2 separate regions of the Homo sapiens genome follow, and region 1 is linked to region 2. Evidence: chromatin loops called from intact Hi-C (ENCODE). Cell type or tissue: HepG2. All regions are shown on one strand. Each heading gives the region's core, and the rest is flanking DNA. Links, peaks and the distances in the headings are about the cores only.

The links. Hi-C counts contacts between places; a loop is a spot of excess contacts. Peaks named below come from ENCODE experiments on the same cell type or tissue, not always from the same donor. Only the 100,000 strongest peaks of a DNase experiment are listed, where the experiment ranks them.
Region 1: it touches region 2 in a loop (16-fold over the local background); 12 of 110 quality-filtered maps call a loop at or near these places.

What each region holds. Positions count from the first base shown.
Region 1 is chr20:9,879,768-9,890,091 of GRCh38, reverse strand. No RefSeq gene overlaps it. Among named protein-coding and RNA genes, the nearest start is that of PAK5, 46 kb to the right of the region's middle. In HepG2, for the core only: CTCF peaks have their summits at 5,229 and 5,835 (motif pointing right); no DNase peak of the experiment used is centred there.
Region 2 is chr20:9,611,215-9,621,538 of GRCh38, reverse strand. All of the region lies in intron 3 of PAK5 (p21 (RAC1) activated kinase 5), which reads left to right. It overlaps LOC101929348 (a long non-coding RNA gene), which reads right to left and starts at 1,532. Exons shown (of 3, transcript XR_244242.4): 1 at 1,448-1,532. RefSeq lists an enhancer at 4,918-5,107. In HepG2, for the core only: CTCF peaks have their summits at 3,399 and 4,298 (motif pointing left); DNase peaks (open chromatin) are centred at 3,388 and 4,288.

The sequences.
Region 1 (10,324 bases), core at 704-8,703, 270 kb before region 2:
CAGTTTCTTTTCAATCTGCCACAGATCAATACTTTTGTAATATACAACAAGAAAAAAAACAACAAAATTTAAAACACAAAAAATAAACCTCACTTAAAAATTATCATATTCAACAGACTCTACTACTCTGTTAAATAGATAAAGGATTTCTAAAGAACTACTCTTAATTTCTGTACGTACCATTTCTTTGACAACTAGCAAAATGAGACCTGCCGCTGGTCCATGAAACACACTTTAAATAGCACTGCTATGTGGCTAGAAAGCTGAATACTACATTTCCCAGACTTCCTTGCAGCCAGGGTTTTGCATGTGATCTTCCTGTCAATCAGAAATACCCTTCAATATGAAGAAGTGAAAATGAAACCATAAGTCCATGGACACATGGGAGACAGACGAATTTCTGGCAAGTATATCCCAAATACAGCAGACAAATATTAGATAATATCACTGATATGGTTTGGCTATGTCCCCATACAAATCTCTTCTTGAATTGTAGCTCCCCTAATCCTCACATGTCATGGGAGGGACCTGGTTGGAAGGTAATTGAATCATGGGGCGGGTTTTTCCTGTGCTGTTCTTGTGATAGTGAATAAGTCTCAAGAAATCTGATGGTTTTATAAAGGGCAGTTCCCCTGCACATGCTCTCTTGCTTGCCTCCATGTAAGACATGCCTTTGCTCCTCCTTCACCTTCTGCCATGATTGCGAGGCCTCTACAGTCATGTGGAACTGTGAGTCTATTAAACCTCTTTCCTTTATAAATTACCCAGTCTGTGGTATGACTTTATTAGCAGCATGAGAACGGACTAATATAATCATCTATATGTGGAATCTAAACATGTTAAATGTGGTGAGTACAGCATGGTAAATACAGTTAGCAGTAATGTATGGCAAATGGTAATTATAGTTAATAATAATGTATGATAAACATAATTTGCTAAGAGAGTAACTTACAAGTATTCTCACCACACACACATACTTGGTAACTACATAAAATGATGGATACATACATTAGTTTGATTGTGGAATCATTACAAGAGGTAATATGTACTTCTATCAAAACACCATGTCGCATACCTTAAATACATGTAATTTTTTATTTGTCAACTGTACCTCAATAAAGCAGGGAGGGGCAAAGCATGGGCATGTCCTGTGTTATTACGGTTCACTTTATTGCACTCCACAAATACTGTGTTTTTTACAAATTGAAAGTTTGTGGCAACCCTGTATTGAGCAAGTCTGTCCACGCCAGAGTTTTCTTTTTTTTTTGTTATGTTTTTGAGATGGAGTCTTGCTTCTCTGACCAGGCTGGAGTGCAGTGGTGCAATCTTGGCTCACTGCAACTTCCGCCTCCCAGGTTCAAGCAATTCTCCTGCCTCAGCCACCCCAGTAGCTAGGATTATAGGCATGTGCCACCAGGCCTGGCTAATTTTTGTATTTTTAGTAGAGACATTTCACCATGTTGGCCAGGCTGGTATCAAACTCCTGACCTCAAGTGATCCACCCACCTCGGCCTCCCAAAGTGCTGGGATTATAGGCGTGAGCCACTGCTCCCAGCCATCTCTGTCCATGCCAGTGTTTTCAATGCCATGTGCTCGCTTTGTGTTTCTGTATCACATTTTGGTAATTCTCACTGTTTCATACTTTTTCATTATTATTATATCTGTTATGGTGATCTGTGATGTTGCTATTGTAATTTTTTGGGGTGTGACACAAACTGTGCCCATATAAGATGGGGAAATTAATCAATAAACGTTGTGTGTGTTCTGACTGCTCTACCAACCAACGGTTCCCCCATCTCTCTCCCTCTCCTCAGGCCTCTCTAATCCTTGAGACACAACAATATGGAAATTAGGTAGATTAATAACCCTAAAATGGCCTTTAAGTCTTCAAGTTAAAGGAAGAGTCACACATCTCTTACTTTAAATCAAAAGCTAAAAATTATTAAGCTTACTAAGGAAGGCACGTTAAAAGCTGAGACGGGCCAAAAGTTATTCTCCTTGTGCCAAACAGTGAAGTTGTGAATGCAAAGAAAAAGTTTTTGAAGGAAATTAAAAATGCTATTCCAGTGAACAAATGATAAGAAAATAAAACAATCTTCTTGCTGGTATGGAGAAAGTTTGAGTGGTCTGGATGGAAAATGAAACCAGCCTCAATGTTTCCTTAAGCCAAAGCCTAATCCAGAGCAAAGTCCTAACTCTCTTCAATTCCATTAAGGCTGAAAAAGATAAGGAAGCTGCAGAAGAAAGATTGAAGCTAGCAGAGGTTGTTTCATGAGGTTTGAGGAAAGGAGCTATCTCCATAACATAAAAATGCAATGTAAAGCAGCAAGTGCTGACAGAGAAGTTGCAGCAAGTTATCCAGATCTAGGTAAGCTGATTGATGAAGGTGGCTCACTAAACAAAAGATTTTCATTGTAGACAAAGCAGCTGTCTATTGGAAAACAATGCCATCTAGGACTTTCATAAGGAGAAGTCAATTCCTGGCTTCAAAGATTCAAAGAACAGGCTGAGGCTCTTGTTAGGGACTAATGCAGCTCGTGAGTTTAAGTTGAAGCCAATGCTCATTTATCATTCCAAAAATCCTAGGACTCTTAAGAATTATGCTAAATCTACTCTGCCTGTGCTCTAGAAATGGATCACAAAGCCTGGATAATGACACATCTGTTTACCATGGTTTACTGAATCTTCTAAGCCAACTATTGAGACCTCCTGCTCAGAAAAAAAGATCCTTTTTAAAGCATTACTGCTCATTGACAATACAACTGGTCACCCAAGACCTCTGATGGAGATGTACAAGGAGATTAATCTTGTTTTCATAGCTGCTAACACAATATCTATTTGGAAGCTCATGATTCAAAGAGTAATTTTGATCTTCCAGTCTTGTTAAGAAATATGTTTTGTAAGGCTTTATCTGCTATAGATAGTGATTCCTCTAATGGATCTAGGTAAAGTAAATTGAAAACCTTCTGGAAAAGATTCACAATGCTAGATGCCATTAAAAACATTCATAATTCATAGGAGGAGGCAAAAATATCAACATGATCAGGAGATTGGAAGAAGTTGATTCCAACCCTCATGGATGACTTTGGGGGGTTTAAGACTTTATTGGAAGAAGCCACTGCAGATACAGTGGAAATAGCAAGAGAACTAGAATTAAAAGTGAAGCCTGAAGGTGTGACTGAATTGCTGCAATCTCTTGATAAAACTTTAATGGTTGAGGAGTTGCTTCTTATGAATAACCAAAGAAACTGGTTTCTTGAGATGGAATCTACTGCAGAAGATGCAGTGAACATTATTAAATGACAATAAAAAATTAAGAATATTACATAATTTAGTTGTTAAAGCCATGGCAGGATTTCAGAGGATTGACTCCAACTTTTTTTTTTTTTTAAGAAAAAAAACAGGAGATGTATTCAAACTACAAATACTTGACTTGAAGGAAAAACTATCTAGGATTCTTTTTCTTTTTTACAGTAATGTATCCCTACTTAAAGACAGATGGCCCTACATATAACAGCTATGTACAAAACTAGTTGTAAAATTGTTATTGGTTTTACAGTGATAAATGTAAAACTAAAAAAATCTGTATGACTCATTTTGCTGGGATATACACTTTATTGCAGTGACCTAGGACTGAACCCACAATACCGCTGAACTATGTATGTGTGTCACAGGAGCACTCAGATCTGGAACAGATGGATCAGAGACACTGGGTTTCTCTTGCTACTGTATAGCTGCCAAAGAGTGGGTGGGTGTGGTTAGTTGTTTTCTCAGACTGCTTGGTTCTTGAGTGTATAATGGTCCTCCCAAAAATTCTGTAGATGACCAAGGATCTTTTAACAAAGACTTGTCTGCTAAAACTACCTAGAGAAGATTCTCTTGTCTGCCACTAGGAAACCTGATTGATACAACTGGCTACCTGAGTCTTCCATTACAGTCTTTTCTCCATAAGCCACTGTAGATAATGCACCATTGGTTTCCAATTTTTAAAAGCTGTAGAGAACTCATGTGAGGAATTTTCTTTTTTACTTGCTATTTTTTTCCCTCTTTGATTCTTGTAAAAATTTGTTTCTCTCTCCTTGAAATAAAAATGCCACCAAAAATATATATTTCTTACATATTTTTCTTTAATTTGATCCCATTTATTATAAGCTCCTTAGAAATAATTTCTCCTCTTAGATTTAATTTCTCCTCTGGCTTTAAAAAGCAAAATAACTTTATTATTTTTTCATTATTATTGTTATTATTTTATTTTTTTGAGATGGAGTTTCCCTCTTGTCACCCAGCCTGGAGTGCAATGGCATGATGTCGGCTCACTGCAACATCTGTCTCCCAGGTTCAAGAGATTCTCCTGCCTCAGCCTCCCCAGCAGCTGGGATTACAGGCGCCCACCATCACACCCGGCTAATTTTCGTATTTTTAGTAGAGATGGGATTTCACCATGTCAGTCAGGGTGGTCTCGAACTCCTGACCTCAGGTGATCCGCCTGCCTTGGCCTCCCAAACTGCTGGGATTACAGGAGTGTTTTTTTCATTATTTAATCTGATTTTTTACATTATAGATAAATAAATTATTGGGTTATTTGCTTTCTTTTTCTTCTCTATATCTTTCATTTCTCTACTCATCTTTTTAAGTCCTAGAACTTTACCTCTGCATTCTTGGAGTTTTCCAAATTAGAGACTTGCTTTTCTGCAATGTCTTATTATTTCTAAGAAGGATTATTTTACGCATGGAGTATTTTGAATATTTTAAAAGTGGATATAATTGCATAATGAACCCCCATGTATTTCATCCATCCTTAACACCCATCCATCCATCTATCCATTAACACCTTTTATTATCTCTTATCTCCATTTATTGACTAAGACTGATTTTAATTATCCTTTATAGATTTCTCTAAGCTCTTACCATATTCTGGTCTTTTACATTTCCTGTCTTCCTTTAATCCATTTCCTTTTTACTTGAACTTGTCTTACTTTATATTTGAGTTTTATTTTTTAGAATGTATGATTTCCTGAATGTCATTAAAGGTGTGAAGATTATGCTTTTCATCTTTATGTTTATTTTCTAGACTTTAGAGTATTTTTTAAGTACATGGGCTTGCTCCATATCTTAGGGATGATACATCTAATCTTTTATTTACTCCATCTTTTTTATAGCCTCTTTTTATCCTGACTAGTCATCCTTGAATTTGGAGTTGTCCATGAAGTTCTTCTACTGTCCAGAAAGAGGGCGCACACTTCCTTAGTTCCCATCAGCGTGGTGGGAAAGATTCCTACAGAGGCTGAAGAAATAACATTCTGGTGCTTTTTAATGCTTATCAATGCAGATCTTTCACCTGGGGAGCAATCTGTTGTTCCCACTACAATAAAAAATATGGAGTTTCTTTGATAAAAAATCTTAATTTGTCTCTCCTTCTCCTTCTTCTTCCTCTTCCTTGCTGGAAGACATGCATGTCTGGCCACTGTAAATATGTGTGTTAAAAGGTGCTGCTAGAGTCTATTTTTTTCTAACTGCTCAATTCAGAATTCAAATATAATCACCATCTTCCATCCCTCAAGCCCCACCTGCTTTCATCCTCATGTTTATTACTTTGGTGCACTTTGATTTAGTGCCACAGATCACTGTTATAAACATCTTAACACCTTCATGAGGGTGGTGGTGACATGAAAGGGCTCTGCTAGAAAACAGCTCCCAAGTAATAGCTACATGGGTGGGGGTGGGGGCTCCTTCCCTTTAGGGACCAAATTCCTTGATCTATGAGTTAGGTACAGAGTAGGGATAGACAGGGAGAAATCTTTTTCTTTGCTTTTCCCCTAGATGGCTCCACCATGCTGCCTCACACACTCATCCTAGGTTTGGATAAAGAAATCTCCTTTAATTTTAAGATTAGAGTGAAAACAAGATAGTCCAAGGTGATTAAAAAGACTCATTATAGGCTGTGCTCTATGTTAAGTATTATTCATGGGTCATCTCACTATACCCCCACGCTATGAGGCAGGTACTATTATTATCCCCATTTTATAAGTGAGTAAGCTGTCTCTTAGAAAGGTTAAGGATATTAATCAGGGTCATGTAGCTAATAAAGAGTAGAGGAAACTTTCAAATCCAGTGAGCCCACTTTGGCAGCTCAGGCTCTTGTTGTTGTTGTTGTTTTAACTATGCTAGGCACCTTATATACATTTTCGTGTTTAATAATAATCATTTTTATTTAAAGATTACAAAATTTTGGAATGTTAACAAATGCATAGAAGGTAGAAAAAGTAGGCAATATCAAAAAGTCTCCTTATCATCCTTATTGACTACATGGGCTGAGCATGGTGGCTCATTCTTGTAATCCTAGCACCTTGGGAAGCTGAGGTGGGAGGATCACTTGAGCTCAGGTATTTGACACTAGCCTGGGCAACATAGTGAGACCCTCATCTCTACAAAAAATAAGAATAATAGCCAGGCATGGTGCTGCGCACCGGTGGTCCCAGCTACTTGAGAGGCTGAGGCAGGAGGATCACTTGAGTGAGCCTAGGAGATTAAGCTGCGGTGAGCCACGGTCGCAGCACTGCACTCCAGCCTGGGTGACAGAGCAAAACCCTGTCTCAAAAATAAAATAATTTTTTAATTTAAAAAAATTTAAAAATTATGTCACTCCATTATTCTTCCATTTCAAATGTATAATTTTGAGATATATATACATGGTCTACACCTCATTTTTGTCCTTTAACAATATATCTTGGAGATTCTTTTCACTCCAAATCATAAAATTCTTTACCCTGATACCAAAACCAGACAAGGACACACCACAAACAGCAACAAAACTATAGGCCAATAACGCAGATGAAAATACATGCAAAAATCCTTGAGAAAATACTAGCAAGCCAAATTCAACAACACGTCATAAAGATGATACACCATATTCAAATGGGATTCATTCTAGGGGTGAAAGAATGGTTCTACATATGCAAATTGATCAATAGGATACATCACATCAACAGAATGAAGGACAAAACCATACAATCACTTCAACAGACACAGAAAAAGCATCTAATAAAATTGAATACCTCCTTATGATAAGAACGCTAAAAAATTTAGAAGGAATACACTTCAACACAATAAAGGCTATATTCAACAAACCCACAGCTAACATCTTACTGAATGGGGAAAAGCTGAAAGCCTTTCCTCTAAGAACTGGAACAAGAAAAGGATGCCCATTTTTACCACTCTTATTTAATGTAGGACTGGGAGTCCTAGCCAGAGCAATCAGGCAAGAGAAAAAAATAAAGGGCATCCAAATTGGAAAACAGAAAGTCAGATTGTTCCTTTGCAGATGATATGATCTTCTACCTAGAAAAACCTAAAAACCAAAATTCTCTGAAAAAGGAGCAATGAATGAAGTAAAGTTGCAGTACACAAAATCAACATACAAAAATCAGTAGCATTTCTATACATCAATCATAAAGTAGCTGAAAAGGAAATCATTGTCTTTATTTCTTTTTCAGTTACTTTATTATTCAGCTACAGGCAATGATTTCCTTTCCATTGGCAATCCAGTGAAAGCAATCCCATTTACAGTAGCTACAAAAAATAAAATACCAATGCCTAGGAATAAATTTAACCAAAGAAGTGAAAGGCCTCAATAATTAAAACTACAAAACATTGATGAAATAAACTGAAGAGGACACAGACAAATGGAAAGACACCCATGTTCATGGATTTGAGGAATTAATATTGTTAAAATGACAATACTACCCAAAGCAATCTACAGAATCAATGCAATCCCAGTAAAAATACCAATGACATTCTTCAAAAAAATAGAAAAAGCTGTAGTAACCAAAACAGCATAGTATTAGTATAAAAAGAGACACATAGACCAATGGAACAATATAGAGAAACCAGAAACAAATCCATATATTTACAGCCAACTAATGTTTTACAAAGGTGCCATGAACCTACACTGGGGAAAGGATATCCTCTTAAATAAATGGTGCTGGGAAAATGGATATCCATGTGCAGAAAAATGAAACTACATCCCCATCTCTCACCATACACAAAAATTCACTCAAAATACGTTAAAGACTTAAGCATAAGATCTGAAACGATAAAACTACTAGACTAGAAGAAAACAGGAGAAATGTCTTAGGTCTTGGTGAAGATTTTATTGCTAAGATTTCAAAAACACAGGCAACATAACAAAAATAGCTAAATTAGACTATATCAAATTAAAAAACTTCAGTATAGCAAAAGCAACAACGGAGTGAAGAGACAAGAAACAATCTATTTAACAGGAGAAAATATTAGCAAGCTATCCATTCAACAAAGGACTAATATCCAGAGCATAAAAGGAACTCAATACAACAGGTGGCTCATGCTTGCAATCCCAATACCATGGGAGGCCAAGGCAGGTGAATTGTTTCAGCCCAGGAGTCTGCCTGGGCAACATGGCAAAACCTCATCTCTACAAAAATTACAAAAATTAGCCAGGTGTGGTGGTGTACAGCTGCAGTTCCAGCTACTCAGAAGGCTAAAGTGGGAGGATTGCTTGAGCCTGGGAGGTCAAGGCTGCCGTGAGCCGTGATCGCACCACTGCACTCCAGCCTGGGTGACAGCAAGATTCTGTCTCAAAAAAAAAAAAAAAAAAAAAAAAAAAGTGTTGAACATCACTAATCAACAGGGAAATGATGCAAATCACAACCACAAAAATATATGATCTCACCCCAATTAGAATGGCTATTTTCAAAAAGACAAACAATAGCATTTGCTGACATGGATGCAGAAAAAAAGAACTCTTATACACTATTGATGGGACTGTAAATTGGTACAGCCATTATGGAAAACACTGTGAAGGTATTTCAAAAAACTCAAAATAGTACTGCTATATGATCCAGCAATCCCACTACTGGGTATTTATCCAAAGGAAAGGAAATCAGTATGTCAAAGGGATTCCTGCACTCCCATGTTTACTGCAGCACTATTCACAGTAGCTTAGATATGTAATTAACCTACATGTCCATCAATAGATGAATGGATAAAAACAATGTGATATATATACACAATGGAATACGATTCAGTCATAAAAACAGAATGAAATCCTGTCACTCGTGGTAATGTGAATAAGACTGAAAGATATTACATTAAGCAAAGTAAGTCAGACACAGAAAGATAAATACCACATGTTCTCATTCATATGTGAGAGCTGAAAAAAATTGAGCTCATTGAATGTGAGTAACAGAGGCTTGGAAGGGTAGGGGGTAGGGAAGAATGTGGAGAGATTAGTTAATGGGTACAAAATTACAGCTAGATAGGAGGAATGAGTTCTGCTGTTCTGCAGCACTGTAAGGTGAATATGGTTAACTATAATTTGTTGTATATTTTCAAAAGCTAGAAGACAGGATTTTGAATGTTCAAAGCACAAAGAAATGATAAGTGTTTGAGGTGATGGATATGCCAATTACCCTGATTTGATCATTACACATCGTATACAGTTATTGAGATATCACTTTGTATCCCATAAATATGTACCATTATTACCTGTTAACTAAAATTATTTTAAAGCATAAAATTTTGCCTTATTCTTTTTAATGCCTATACAACATTCCATTTTATGGGTATACCATTATTAACAGTGCCTTATTCTAATTTTTCAACTACTGTAAACATTAAAGCAAATAATAAACTTAGAAATATGTCACTTCACACATGCACACGTGTAACTGCAGAATATATTTCTTGATGTACTGATAATCAAAAGGGTTGGTAAAACCCACTTGAGGGTTTTAGTAATGGTGCTTGGGGGTGAGGCAGAGTGTGCTGATTACAGAGGTGATGGAAGTACTGGGAAGACACATGGGAATATGAAACAATCTGAGATTAGCTGCAGCAGGAAGGTGCTACCATCCTAGGCTGATGTGAGAGAGGGAAGAAGCAATGTTAGTGAAACCCAAGAGACAGGGGTTCCAGTGCAGGTTGGAACCATCATGGCATAGAAGAGCTGGAACCACACAGGGAGACAGGGCTACTAAGATATCATCTGCTCAAGAGGAAGAAGGATGACAGAAGGACCCTTCCTGCACCTTTCTAACCACCACCAGTGCCACCATAGGTGAAACCCTATCAGAGGCTGGCTGACCCACCCTGAGGTATAGAATCTGCAGGAATCAGCCTCACCTCACCTCTAATTCCAGGCAGAACAACAAAAAAAGGGTGACGGGAGAGATAAGAAATATATCTGTAGACAGTTAAGCCCAGGTCTGGTACAGTCAACCTTTCTATTTTTTAGTTCCCAATGCATGTTCACTCCAGTGAACATGTAGACATTTCTGCTCATCAATCC
Region 2 (10,324 bases), core at 1,293-9,292:
TTTTTTTTTTTTTTTTTCAAATCAGCCCATTAATATTCTCTCTTTCCTGGAAATATGTAAGAGACTTTTTTTATTCTAAGAGTGAAAAATTTTTCAGGATATGCCTAGGTGTGTCTTTTTTTTTTTTTTTTTTAATCAGTCCTGCCCTGAACTTAATGACATTTTTTTAAGCTGTCTATTCAGGTCCTTAGCTCAAGGAAATTATCATCTATTATTTGTTAAATTCTGCCCGCCATCTGTTCCTTTTTATTCTTCTGACACTCCCTTATTTTGCATGTTAAGTCTCTTTTTCCCCTATGACTTTCCTCTCTTTATATTTTTGCATAGGTTTTGAGACATCTCTTCTACTTGTCAGTCTAAACCTCATGTCTCAGCAGTGACCATCTTCTCCTTCAATCAATGCTTTGAATTGCCTATTTCCAGACACTCTCTTTTGTGTCGTGCTTGAATCAACAGAGATGCTCTTGTTGCTTTTTACATTCAAGTTGTCATCTGTCTCTTCCGGTAGCTCTGTTTTGTTGGGTAAGAGTTTAATCTGTTCTGAGCCATTGTTCTCTCTCTCTCTCTCTCTCTCTCTCTTTCTCTCTCTCTTTCTCTGGCTGCTGGATACCTTTGGTTACAATATATTAATATATATATATTTTTTCTGGCTATTTTCTTTCTCTGTGTGGTAGTAGTCCCATGATTAGAGGAAGACAAAATGGAAACTACACCTGGGGACTGATGGCGTCATGCAGGCAGACTGTCAATTCCCCATTGAGATGCACGGAGGAAGCCCTCTCTTCCTCCACCATCTCTCAGACTCTCCCAACCTCCAGGGCAGAGACTCTGTATAGCTTTTAAACACCACATCTCCAGAGCTGGGAAATCCATGGTGCCATAGTTCACGGTCTTGGGTCCCCATATCACTGTGAGCCATGTTCTTCCCAGGACCTGAGCCTGCTGTCCACCCATGAGCAGCTAGAGCGCAACCTCTTCCCCATCCAGGTGGAAGCAAGCCCACAAGCTCTCTCTGTTGAGATGTCCTCAGCACCCAAGCCTTGCTGGTCCAACTGCCCATCAGCCCCAGACGCCATGTGGTCAAAAGAAGTGGACACCCTGGAGTTGAACATGGAGGAGAGGGAGAATTGTTTAGGTCATGATGGTCCCAGAATCCTCCTCCTGCTTTCCGCAATCCTTCTGAAGAGACCTGAATTCAAATTTTCATTGTTCCCTTTTAGGATCTTTGTTTCAACAAATGCCAGCCAAATACCAAGCCCAGTGCTGAGGACACAACATTGAATAAATCAGGGATGAGTCCTTCCTTCTAGGAATGTTTACTCCAAAGGGGAAATAATTGTCCATGTGATCTAGCTCTAATTACAGAGTGTTGTGAATGGGCAAATAAAGGCTGTGGTGGAGGGCAGTGTTGCTGATTCATATTTCTGCCCTCACTTTCTGTACCCACCTTGTTACAACAGAACTTCCGTCCATGTTATCTGTACACTAAAGGTGTCCATTTCATTCCATCTCATCCTTGGACAACGTTTAACAAGTTGCATGTGAAAAAAGGTGGCTGAGATGATGGAAAATCTAGAATTCAGGTGATCTGATGATTGGCTGAGAGTACTGATGATTGGCTGAGAGCACTAATGATTGGCTGAGAGCACTGATGATTGTCTGAGAGCACTGATGATTGGTTGAGAGCACTGATGATTGGTTGAGAGCCCTGGTGATCTTCTGTCAAAGAATCAAGGGAGGGAAGTAAACAATTACTTTCTTCAAACATTGAATGACTGTCCCACAGCAGGGGAATTAATAACCTCTAGGAATCCCCTGGAAGGAAAAATAGGAAGAGGTAAGTGAAGGCAGCACGGAGAGACTCCAGTACTTTACCTCAATAGGGCAAGACTTGGAAATGTGTTATCCAGCAATGCAAGGGGCTGCCTTGGAAAGGCGAGCTCCTCATCTTTAGGAATGTTCAAATATTTATCCAACGGCACCCTTAAAAGGGACCTGAACACAGCAGACAGGGCAGGAGAAAAAGCCAGGAAGAACTGGGAGTTGAGAAGTTTGTTAGGGATTTGGTGTCTGAGAAATGAGAGTATTGGGCAGTGAAAAGGGGTAAGAGAAGTGTGGCCAGGGTTGCCAAGTGTGTCTCCTTCAAAGAGAAGCGTGGAAGGAATAGAATTGTTTTTCAGTTTTATCTTGCCATGTCCTAGATAATAGCTAAGTTTCCTGAGATCAAAAGCAGTCATGGCTTTTTTCTTCCAAACTTTCTTTGTTTCTATTTTCTCTGGTCTACCTAAAGTAAAACAACAGTAAACAATAGGATCTGGCCAGGCACAGTGGCTCACACTTGTAATCCCAGCACTTTGGGAGGCTGAGGCAGGCAGATCATTTGAACCCAGGAGTTCCAGACCAGGCTGGGCAACAAGGCGAAACCCTGTTTCTACTAAAAATACAAAAATTATCTAGTTGTGGTGGTACACACCTGTAGTCCCAGCTACTCAGGAGGCTGAGGTGGGAAGATCACTTGAGCCAAAGAGGTCAAGGCTTCCGTGAGCCATGATCCCATCACTGCACTCCAGCCTGGGCAACAGTGAGATTAAAAAAAAAAAAAAAAAAAAAAAAAAAAAAAAAACGAAAGAAAGAGAGAGAAAAGAATCTGAGAGAAGCCACTTTCTACCTTCCTTTCTTCCTCTTAAAACCTCCAGTCCTGAAACATATGATATGTTATGAAAATATCGATTCATCTCAGCTTTTCCTTAAGTTGCTTGTACTTATAGAACTGTACCTGTCACCCTGCTCAATAAAGATTTGATGATTGAATTAAAAATAAGTTCCAGCCGGGCGCAGTGGCTCACGCCTGTAATCCCAGCACTTTGGGAGGCCAAGGTGGGTGGATCACGAGGTCAGGAGTTCAAGACCAGCCTGGACAACATGGTGAAACCCCATCTCTACTAAAAATACAAAAAAAAAAAAATTAGCTGGGCCTGGTGGCACATGCCTGCAATCTCAGCTACTCGGGAGGCTGTGGCAGGAAAATTACTTGAACTCGGGAAGCAGAGGTTGCAGTGAGCCAAGATTGTGCCATTACACTCCAGCCTGGGTGACAGAGCGAGACTCTGTCTCAAAAAAAAAAAAAAAAAAAAAGTTCCAGGCCGTAATAGTCTGTCCTGTGTATCAACATATGTCTCAGCAATAACACTGGGCAGGGGATCTTAACAGAAAACTCTGTAGCCACATGGAGTGGAGCTATGTTTTATCAATTTGATTATAATTTAGAGGGGTTAAAACTTGGGGGGGTACCTGACTCTTTGGAGTTATGTAGTATTTACTGTATGTTCTGGCACTTCCTAGAGCTGTTCCTTCTCCCTTGATAGTGTCGCCCAGCGCTGTATGTTCCTTGGAGTATGCTGTCATCTAGTTGTGTGAGAGCCACATTACAAGCCTATTTGTCACATGCTTACATAATGTTTATTTTTCCTTATACTAATATTACCTCCACTGAATGTTAATTCGTTGTAGCGTTTCTTTTGATAGGTTCGACCTTTTCTTCTGAGATGTATCTTCAATTTCAGGACACAATTTAGAGGCTTAAAGGTATCTTTGATGCTTTGACAACAAACCTCATGTAAACTTCCACTTTTTTTATTTTTCGTGCTTTGGTAGAAGAGCTGTTCAGATAAGAATTGGGATTCTTGCCGGGCGTCGTGGCTCACGCCTGTAATCCTAGCACTTTGGGAGGCCGAGGCGGGTGGATCACGAGGTCAGGAGATCGAGACCATCCTGGCTAACACGGTGAAACCCCGTCTCTACTAAAAATACAAAAAATCAGCCGGCCGTGGTGGTGGGCGCCTGTAGTCCCAGCTACTCGGGAGGCTGAGGCGGAAGAATGGCGCGAACCTAAGAGGTGGAGCTTGCAGTGAGCCGAGATCGCACCACTGCACTCCAGCCTGGGTGACAGAGCGAGACTCCATTTCAAAAAAAAAAAAAAAAAAAAAAAAGGATTGGGATTCTTGGGTCTCATCCCTGCAAATTGAGTAAGTCTCTCAGCCTCAGTTTTATCATATTACAATTAAGCAATTAAGCGCTTAACTGTGCTAGCTGTTTCCAATGTCATTACATTAACCAACTGGTATAAAAATAAAATCGTCTGGGAAGAATTACTTACCGTACAGATCTGGGGCCCAATCCCCAGAGTTTTGACTCAATGTCTTTGAGAACCACTGGGCTAACTCGTTTCTTTCCACTGATTGAAATTTTAAATGGTTAAAGCAGCCTGGCTTTCTCAAGAAAAGTACACGGGCGCCACCTAGTGTCCCTGAAAAGTTCGTACAGCTCACACATCAGATGTATTGAAGCTTTAACTTGGCAGGGTTACCAGTTATAAATGCAATCGAATTTGCATTTTAATTAGTGAAGCCGATTATGTATTGAGATAAACAAGTGTTGTGCCATCGACTCACTTGGAATAATTAGTTTGATCTCACTTTTGATTTATGACTTGGCATTTTTCTGGACTCAGTTATGCCTCTCAGGCTTATTCTGTCTGAATCACACACAATTGCAATAGTCCAGCTTTTTGCAATTATCCGTATTTTTGTACAACTCCAGAAAAACCAAAGTGAAAGAATAAACAAAAAGATTTTCCCAGAAGAAAATGGCAATTTCTAACTTCTTCCTATGCCTACTGGCATTGTGGGACAGACTGCCAAGGAATTCAACCACATTCCACCCACTACCCACCCCTGGACTTCTATCCTTAGACTCTCACTGCCCCCAGAATAGGGAAGGTTATCAGGCCCCTAAGGAAGGACGCATGCTTTGCTTGGCTCTCTGGGCCTTGTCTGGGCACTGCACCCCAGTGTATTATCACCCTGCTGTGCCATAGAGCCCCACATCCCACAGTGCAAGCCACAGGCTAGCAGCAGCAGCATCCCCTGGGAGCTTGTTAGATGTGGAATCTCAGTCCCCAGCCCAGCCCTGAAGGATGAGAATCTATTTTCGCAAGATGCCCGGGGGATGTATATATGTGTTAAAGTTTGAGAAACCCTACCATAGAGAACACAAAGGCTTTAGCCGAAGAGAACGCTGATTCCCTTCCCAACATGCTACTTGTCTTTGCCGTGTTTCCAGCAGCATAAAATAGTCTGGAAGGATGAACATTGGGCACATCTGGCGTTGACATTAGAATCTGCTACTCGCTACTGGCGTAATTTGAGGAGCACCTGAAACTCTCTGTGCTTTCAGTTCCTCATCTGTAATATAGGAACTGCCCTTTTTAATTCAGGAAGTTGTTGTGGGCTAACATGTGTACTGTATTTGACATCATGCATGGTTCATAGTGATAAATATTAATTTCATTTCTACCCATCCCCTGCTTCCAGGTAGAAGTACAATGGAGTGTAGTTTCAACATTGCTTTATTTTAAAAATTAGCCACAGTGTCTTTGACATGCTTCCCATCAGAGGTGGTGTCTACCTTCCCTCCCCTTGACGTGGGACTGGCTCCTGATTCTCTTGTAACCAGAAGAATGGGGAAGAAGTTACTCTGAGGCTTCTCAGCACTAGAAAAGGAAAGGCCATGTAGCTTTCACCGGTTTTCTTGGGTTGCTTGCTGTGGGGGCAGCATGCAGCATTGAGAAAACTCCATGCTGGAGAGGCCTCATGTGGTGCTCCAGCAGACTGCCTAGCTGTGCCCCCAGACAAGAGTCACCATCCGCTGCCAGGCCACGGGAGTGAGCATCATGGATGTCTGGCCCTTGTGCCCTCAGGTGGCTGCAGCCCCAGCCAATATCTGACTACAGTGATCGACAACTGCCCAGCAGATGCCCTTCCAAAATTCCTGACCCACACGATTATGCAAAATCAAAGAGTTGTTTGGGGGTGATTTATTATGCAGCAGCAGTAACTGGAACACACTTTGGTTGGTGGTTTTTGTTATAGTTTTTACTTCTTCAACGAAGGACTTATTCTAAGTCAAGATTCGACAAACTGTAGCCCTCTGGCCAAATCTAGCCTACATCTGTTTTAGGTTATTGTGAATTTTCTTTAATAGACTTTGCTTTTTAGAGCAGTTTTAGGTTCACTGCAAAATTAAGTGGAAAGTACAGAGATTTCCATATGCCCCCTGCCCCTACACATGCACAGCCTCCCCCTTGATCGACATTCTCTACCAAAGTGGCATGTTTGTTGCAGTCAAAGAACCTCCATGGACACGTCATTATCACTCAAAGTCCATAGTTCACATCAGGGTTCACTTTTCATTTGCACATTCTATGGGTTTTGACAAGTGTCTGAGCTGTATCTACCATTGTCATATCATAAAGAATCGCTGCCCTAAAAAATCCTCTGTGCTCTACCTGTTCATCCCTCCCACACCCTAACCCCGGACAACCACTAATCCTTTTATTGCCACCTTAGTTTTACCTGTTCCAGTGAGTCCTGTGGTTGGAATTATATATTACATAGCTTTTCTCAGATTGGCTTCTTTTACTTAGTAATATGCATTTGTTTCCTTCATATCTTTTCATGGCTCGGTAGCACATTTGTATATATGTTAATACATTGTGGCTACAATAATTTTGAACAAATTGATCTGTTAGATTAAGAGTAACAAGTTAAAAATTTCATTTTACCTTCACTTATTTCTTCTCTGATGTTCTTTCTTTTGTTATGTAGATATGACCTTCTGACCTATAACAATTTTTATTGCCTTGAATAACTTCTTTGAACATTTAACAAGGCAGATCTGCTAGCATCAAATTCCCTGAATTTTTGTTTGTCTGAGAAAGCCTTTAAGTCTCCTTTACTTTTGGAGGATAATGTCACAGAGTATAGAATGCTAGACTGGTGGAGTTTTTTTCTCAACACATTCAATATTTCACTCCACTGTCTTCTTGCTTGCATGGTTTCCATGAAGTCAGATGAAATTCTTACCTTTGTTCCTCTAAGGAAGTAAGGTGTTTTTCACCTTTGGCATCTTTTGGGATTTTTTTCCTTATCTGATTTTTCTGTAGTTTGAAAACAATGTGGCTAGGCTTAATTTTGACATTCATCGTGGTTGGTGTTCTCTGAGCTTCCTGGATCTGTGGTTTGGTGTCTGATTTTCAGTCATTATTGTTTCCAACTTTCCATCTGTTCCTTTCTCTCTGTCTTCTCCTTTTGGTATTCCTATTAAACATATACCTTTTCTAATTATCCCACAGTCCTTGGATATTCTATGCCTTTTTCATTCAGCATTTTTTCCCTTTGCTTTTCAGTTCTGGATGTTTCTATTGAGATATCCTCAGCCTCAGAGAGTCTTTCTCAGCTGTGCCCAGCCTACTAATGAGCCCGTGAGAAGCATCCTTCATTTGTTAGTGTTTTTGATCTCTCGCATTTCTCTTTTATTCTTTCTTAGAACTTTGATCTCTCTATTTACATTGCCCATCTGTTCTTGCTTACTGTCCACTTTATCCATTAGAGCCCTTAGCACATGAATCATAGTTATTTTAAATCCCCAGTCTCATAGTTCCAACATCCGTGCCATAGCTGAGTCTGGTTCTGACATTTGCTCTGTCTTTTCAGACTGTGGTCTTTACCTTTTTTTATGCCTTGTGATTGTTTGTTGATAGCCAGATGTGATGCACTGGGTCAGAAACGGTGGCAAATAGGCCTTTGGTGAGGTGTGGGGAAGGGAAGGGTTCCATAGCCCTGTGATTAGGACTCAGTGTGTAGACCTGTGATTAGGACCCAGTCTGTCTTGAGCCTGTGCCCTGGACTGTGAGCTTCATTCAGCTTCTCAGTTTTTCCCTGAGCTAGGACAGGGTGGCTAGGGGGAAATGGAGTTGGGTTTTTATTTTCCTCCAGGTCCATTAGGCTCTGCAAAAAAATTAAAAACCAACAGTTTAAGCTCTGATAAAGTGATTTCTATTGAGGGAAGGCCTTGTTAAGAACTAAATGCTATGGCATATTTTTAAGTGGTTTCTTTTTCCCTCCTCCTGACAGAAGCATGAACAGATTTTTCTCTGATAGTCACTGTGAGAACCTGGTTAAGCTCCTGGAGATAAAACTCACAAAAGGGTGGGTGCCCCCTCAGATTGGGCCCTCCTGGAGATTTTAACTCCCAGACCTGTGCACACTGAGCTCCCAGCAACTCCTCAATCCCAGTTCAGATTTCCTACCCAGTACTGGTTCCCATGGACAGTTCTGCCTGTGGGTTTCTGCTCTGGTAAGCTGTGATCTTCTGTATCCTCCTGTCTGCCTCTCCAAATTTGGAGGAGCAGTTTGCCCTGTGGCCTTACTTCTCTGACAGAACTAAGAAGATTCTTGAAATTTTCTGTTTGTTTAGTTTTTAAATTATTGTTAGGATGGCATGGCAACCTCCAAGCTTCCTACGTGTCACTGGAAAATGGACATCCCATCTGTTTTTGTCAATAAAGTTTTATTGGAATACAACCACACTCATTCATTTCTACATTTTCTATTGCCACTTCTGTGCTGTGGCAGAGTAGTTAAGTAGTTGCCACAGAGACTTGATGGCCCACAAAACCTAAAATATTAGCTCTTTGGACTTTTGTAGACAATTTTTCATCATGTCTGTTCTAGGTAATAGGGATTGAATAATAGGTAAAATAAAGTCTATTTTTAATAGATTGTATAGTCTAATGGGGGGGGAGATACAGTAAAAACTAATAAACATCACGTGGTGATAAATGTCATGAGGAAACTAGAGAAAAGGGGAAAAAGTGACAGGGTAATGGGGTGGTCCAAGAAGGTAAAGTAACATTTCAGCAAAGATGAGAATGGGTTGAGGGAGCGCCTCTGGGGGTAGCTGGGTGATATGGTTTGGATCTTTGTAACCTGCTCAAATCTCATGTTGCATTGTAATCACTCATGTTGGAGCCTGGGCCTGGTGGGAGGTGATTGGATCGGGGGGGTGGAGTTCTCACGAACGGTTTAGCACCAACCGTCTTGGTACTGTCCTCATGATAATGAGTGAGTTCTTGCAAGATCTGGTTGTTTACAAATGTGCGGCCCCTCCCCACTCTCTCTCTTGCTCCTGCTCTGGCCATGTGACATGGCTGTTTCTCCTTTGCCTTCTGCTGTGATTGTAAGTTTCCTGAGGTCTCCCCAGAAGCTGAGCAGATGCCAGACTTATGCTTCCTGTACAGCCTGCAGAACCTTGAACCAATTAAGCCTCTTTTCTTTATAAATTACCCAGTCTCAGGTGTTTCTTTATAGCAGTGTGAGAACGGCCAAATACACTGAGAAATATGTTCTCCAGACGGAGACGACATTAAGAGGAAATGCGCTAAGTGTGCCAGGAGGAACAACAGACAGGGCCCAGTGAGAACTGGAGCCGCGTGTAGGAGCTGAGGGCAGGGCGGCCCCAGAGGACGGGCCTCATTGAGAGCATTAGATTTGGGGGTCTGCTGTCTGCTCTGTTTCAGTGTCTAATCAGTACATATCCCTGCAGCATTTTCCATGGGGGGCCAGACACCCTGTGCCTCAGGGGCATGGGGGTGGCAGAATGACATTGTTTTGCCTGCAAAGAGGAGAACAGAGTTTTTCAGGACGGCTCCCTAGAAGAGACATCACAGTGGTAGTTCCTGCACAAAGAATTTATGGAGGAAGTGTTCCCAAGAAAAACTAGTAATTGCATGAAGGAAATAGGCAGGAAAGGGACAAAAGTGAGTAATGGACAGTCTCAAGTAAATTCCCACCTCTGTCTGATTCCCAGGGAGCTCTGGAGCACAAGTAACTCCTTAGACTTTCTTCTCTCTTGAGGCAGAGTTGGGCTCTCACACTCCCATATAGGGAGGGAAAAACTTTTTCCACTGTCTTCTGGGTTCTTCAGCTGAGGCCCTGCAAATTAGAGTTATGAAAGATAGGTGAAGAACAACAATAAAAACAAACAGACAGGCTGAAGTTTATTAGCACGTGCAGCTTGCATATACACGGGAGAACTCCGTGGTGAGTAACTCAAAGGGGTGACTAGACCTTGGGGCTTATATGGCATCTTAACAAAGATGGATAATTTTGTAGAGAAGTGACAAGAAAAGAGCTTTTGATGATTGGGGTGGCAAATTGTGGGAAGGTAAACACATGGGGAAACATATAAAAGATAGGGTTAGTGAGTAAGGTGTGTTTGTGTAGACTCTCTCAGTACCATCTCTTCTCTGATAATAAGGCCGTTATCCCCTTCCTGGAATGGCAGTTTGGGTGGGGGCAGGGACACCTTCACAACAGGACTTTATGTTCTGTTTTTGGGCAGATAGGAGGAGAGTAGAGAGTTCATTCTGAATCCACTTTTTCTCAATTGCCTCCACTTAAAATAATTCCTATTCCAGAGTGGC